Regions from separate parts of the Homo sapiens genome. Here region 2 is linked to region 1. The links are chromatin loops, found by intact Hi-C in ENCODE. Cell type or tissue: CD4-positive, alpha-beta T cell. All regions are shown on one strand.

The links. A loop is a pair of places that touch in the nucleus more often than their neighbours do. Peaks named below come from ENCODE experiments on the same cell type or tissue, not always from the same donor. Only the 100,000 strongest peaks of a DNase experiment are listed, where the experiment ranks them.
Region 2: a loop joins it to region 1, with 10 times the contacts of the local background. A loop is called at or near these places in 57 of 110 quality-filtered maps.

The regions. Positions count from the first base shown.
Region 1 is chr14:65,958,173-65,960,672 of GRCh38, reverse strand. No RefSeq gene overlaps it. Among named protein-coding and RNA genes, the nearest start is that of LINC02290, 150 kb to the left of the region's middle. RefSeq lists an enhancer at 2,217-2,500. In CD4-positive, alpha-beta T cell, CTCF peaks have their summits at 990 and 1,189 (motif pointing right); a DNase peak (open chromatin) is centred at 1,212.
Region 2 is chr14:65,414,012-65,416,511 of GRCh38, reverse strand. All of the region lies in intron 1 of FUT8 (fucosyltransferase 8), which reads right to left. Among named protein-coding and RNA genes, the nearest start is that of FUT8, 2.5 kb to the right of the region's middle. RefSeq lists an enhancer at 2,477-2,500. In CD4-positive, alpha-beta T cell, CTCF peaks have their summits at 1,122 and 1,323 (motif pointing left); a DNase peak (open chromatin) is centred at 1,321; H3K4me3 peaks cover 791 bases.

The DNA.
Region 1 (2,500 bases):
GGAGGCCAGCCTGGATCTGATAAACTTGGTCCCCTAGCTAACCGCATAACCCAGGTGTCTACAATGAAAGGCACAGTAAACTTGTTTTCCCTCAAATCACATTATGCACAAAGAAAAAGTTGGGAAGGCATCTCTTGGGTGGTTCAGACTGGCTCTCCCCAAAGCAAGACACACAACTGTTTTTGTCAAAGCCACACAACGACCTCCTCAGTGGACTTCTTTGAAGCATCTATTGATCTTTAAAAAAAGTATAATTTAACAAAAGTGCTTCTTCCAGCTTGTCTTGTTCCCGGAATTCCCTCTATGTATTTCCAGCTGTAATGTGAAATTCAACTGTGTGTCAGCCCTGATGATGGTGAACTCCCTAGCTCAGACACTGGCTTGTTTGGGGAAAGCTGTTTTCACAGCTTTCCCTGGACAAGGTGCTAATCTCTGACAGATTGGAATGAAAAGTTATCCCAGCAGCTCAGACCACCCCCTGGCTGTGCTGGAGTGAAGGCATCAGTGAACGTTAACTCCTAGGAGCCATCTTTGGCATCTCCTATGGTCTCTGCCTGCTGAGCAGAGAGGGGGCTTCAAAGTTGTTTAAGGAATGATGGAAATGTTATAGAGCCACTCTGTTGCTATGTTGCGGATAGTAAGCGATGAGCACAAATCCCTGATATTGAAGGATGGATCACGATACCCTTCTAGAAACTTCCTTCCCCTCTATTATCTTGGCCTGGCAACACTAAGGGAAGGTCATCACCAGGGTTCCAGTTTGCTGAAGTGTAACTTCTCTGCTAATTTTCTACTGAACCCTCATTGTGGTTGATAGCAGATGGCTCTAATATGACAGAGCACTTGACTTGCCGGACAGCTGGGGCAAGTCAATGATTATAAGAGTCTCCATTGCCAATGGAGCCCACAGGAAATAGTGTGTGAACATGCTTTGGAAACTGTAAAGCACTGTACAAATATGAGAAGTTATTATTATGGACCACCCATAAACTACTAATTTTGAACAGAACTGTGCTGAATATCATTTAATATCCTTTTAATGTCTCAGAAAACATTTTAAAACCTCCCAATGCTTTGGTGGTATAATTCTGAACTTCCCTTGTTACAGCAGACAGAGTTCGCAAGCTCCTAAACTTAGACGACTTCGGTGCTGTTTTAAGGGGAGCAGGACAGTTTAAAGATGATAATGGTATATATCTCACCACAAGATGGCACTATTGATGACATTTCTTTGCCTTGATTAAAACGGACCTGACATTTGAGGGGTCCAGGTCAAGAGGGAAAAAGAAGGCCTAAATACCACATGTTTAATTATTTAAAAGTTAAGTCAATCTAACACACAAAGTAAATAAAATATGTTTCCTATCTGGAAAAATATATCTTCCTAATGAATTGGAAAGCGAGGTACAAATTGCAAAAGCTGAGGCTCAGGTTGCAGGCAGAACAGGATGGCTGAGGGAGGGTCAGCATCCAGCACCCTCGTCAGCCCATCGTGCACTGTGAGGGCCTTGCACGCATGCCTCTGAACCCCATCCACATCCCTGTGCCCCTCAGCCTTGGGCCATCCTCAGAGGCCAGACCAGGGGAAAGGCCCCTGCATGATCTGGAAGTATGCTCAGGATTGCTTGCGCGGGGACTTGTGAGGGGAAGTCATCTAGAACAAGATCAGCTGACTTTTCTATAAAGGGTCAGATGGTAACTATTTTAGGCTTTGTGAGCAATGCAGTCTCTGTCACCCCTATTCAACTTTGCCACCGTATCACGAAAGCAGCCATAGACAATACATAAAATGAACGGGTGTGGGTGTGTTCCAATAAAACTTCAGGTACAAACATAGGTGGATTCAGACCACAGGCCATGGTTTGTAGGCAAGTAGTCTAAAAGCTGGGGCTAAGGCTGCCAAATAAAATACAGGGCACAGAGTTAAACTTGAATTCCAGATAAACTGAATACTTGTATAAGTAGGTCCCCAATATTGCATGGGGCATACTTATACTAAGAAAAAAATGGTTTATCTGAAATTCAAATTTAACTGTGCATCATGTATTTTTATTTGCTAAATCTGCCCATGCTAGCTGGGGTGGGAGCAGAGGGTGGGACTGTCCCATTGACCCTGGGCACTCCTTACCCATGGGGAGGGCCACACGCTGAGGGAGGCCAGAGCGGGGCCTCTAAAGCACAGGCCGTAGGTCAGGGCTACGCTGCCCCAGGCCTGAGGACAGTTGTGGTTTTAAAATGACAATTACGTGCTCTCAAATAATAAATAGAATATTATGTTTCCAATTTATATAGTTGATTTTCTGGAGTCTGGGCATTTATATAGTCAACAAATATTTGTCAAGTTCCTGTATGTGCTAGGTACTGAAGGATACACAATGGTGCCAGACAAAAAGGGAAAAAAGGCATAATCCCTGTCTTCATGGGGCTTATGCAGGGGAGGCAGACATCACACCAATGTGCAAATTCACACAGAAATAATCATTACAAAGCAGAGGGGCCA
Region 2 (2,500 bases), 540 kb after region 1:
TCCTTTGAAAAGTATCAACAGAAGCAGCATTGATGCAGGGTACAAAAGTACTATAATAAAGCTGGCTGTGGTAGCACATGCCTATAGTCCCAGCTACTCAAGAGACTGAGGTAGGAGGATTGCTTGAGCCCAGGAGTTCAAGGCCAACCTGGACAAAACAGCAAGATCACATCTCTTTGGGGGAAAAAAAAAAAAAGGTACCATAATAGTAATACTTTTAGTTTCAGAGTTGTTTAAAAATCTTAATTTTATGTTTAGTAAAGTAACTTATTCAAGTTTTTTTAAATATTTACTCTTATGATTGTAAAACTTTCTTTTATATTTATCAATTTGCTATAATATGAAATGATGTATCCACCATTTAACTAAATCAAGAGATTTATTAAATGCAGTTTATCATAAATCAAAAATAACCATTAATGAAATGGAAGAATCTATTTACTTTATCAGCATTGAGATTCTATTTACATAATGAAGAGCTATGGATAATAAACAGCCCAAACACTATCTGCAAAAAAACCAATATTCCAATGATTTTAATATACATATAACTATCAGTTTCTAGGCTTGGATTTAAAGAATATGTGAATGGAAAGAAGTAAATTAACATACTAATTTATTACAGCTTAGAAACCTAAATGAAATGCCACAGGCCACAAAACAACTGCTTCGTATTCAAAGGCACACATTCAATTTGGTAGATCAGCTGGACGCACTGCATTATACTGCAGGAGATAAGGGTTAAGTGACCTGGGGATATTGTTCTCCAGATGTCTAAAAGGTCCATTTTTTTATTGGAATTATCTCTACTTTAAAAAAAAAAAAAAAAGGAATTATATCTACTTTTGATAAATACCTAGCTTACCACACAATTAATACCTTCGCCCATATAAGATTCTACTTGAAGCTTCGTTTTTGAAATTTTAGGATTGTAGCTATTATAAAAACAAAATTTAAGAACACACAACATGTACAATGGGTCAAGAATACATGCCTTAGATTCTGATGAACAGGACAAGAAGGTTAAGAAAATACTATAACATACTCTAAGTTTGGGGGTACATTTTAGAGATTTTTAAGTGAGAAATCCAATAAATCTTTAAGCATTTAGCTTTCCATTATTGCAGCGCATGAAAAGACTTTTTTAAACTAATTTGTAATACACAATATATTCACTCCACAAATAACTATGTACATATATATGCCCACATCAATTTCCTACTCTTTTAATTAAAAATTTATGTTTCTTTTGGTCATAAAAATCTGGTTTTGGGTGTTTTAAAAGTTCAAACAGCTATTAAGCTATACTTTGCTTTGGCACTAGCTCCCCCTCCAGACCAATGTACTAATATAACAGCATTTTTAAAAATAATAAGTTAACAGTTTTTTCCAATCCACTGGCAAATTTTAAGATTCACCACTTTTAAGGACACTCCAATTGCGTAAAAATAACTGGTAAGAATTTGCAACAAAACAATGCAGGATGTAATCAGAATTAGTTTTGTTTTGTTTTTTTCGATTCCATACATCTTAAACAGAACTGATTTGTAGGAAAACAACTTCAGGTGACTTTTTAAATTCAAAAATATCCTCAAAATATAACCTATATAAGGCCGTACTTTATGGAAATTATTTTGAATCACTATCCTATTACACAAGACACTCTTCAAGTTAACTCACAACTTGACCAAAGATACATTTTTGCATCTGTTTCTGCAATCTATGCAAGTTTCATTCCAGCTGTTCAGCTCTTGAATTCAAATAGAATTCTCAATTTATAAGGCAGCAAAAAGAAAATCCATGTCTTGGAACTACCTTTGTACGTGTCTTATAGCCTATTCATCTCTAACTCCCTGCATTTTTTACACACTAAACCTGTGAAATCACAATTACAAATGCTTGAATTCCCACCTTTTCAATACTACTGTAGTATTTACAAATCAAGTAATTAAGATTTTCTATACACATACCAGATTTCACAAGGACAGCAAGGTACAGGGCCTTATTATTTGGCATAGGGTTTTAAGATGTTTTTACAGTTATTTTAAAGAGCAGAGACTACAACTCCATTATTTCTCATATATCTGATATACTGTAGTGCTTAAATAATAATTTCTCTCCTAAAATACTTTCTATATGATGCACCTATTTAAAGAATTAGTCATAAAACATAGAATGTAAATTTAATCAAGAAAATAAACATGCACCTAACCGCCGGAATAACAAGAAAAAAAAAATCTATAATGAAACCTGCCTACAGTTTTCATAGAGGCAAGCCAGTTAAGTCAGTTACTTGAGATGCGTTTAACTCTAAACTGACACAAAACTTGTGTTGAATTTGTTCCGCAAAACCTTGAAATTTGGGGTTATGTACTACAGAATTTGGCTTTTCTGGGTCCACCTTCCTGAGTGGGTTTAAATAAACTGTGAATAATTAAAACATAGGAAGGAAAAAAACACCACCTGTCCGTGCCTTTAACCAAGGCCTCAATCTATATAT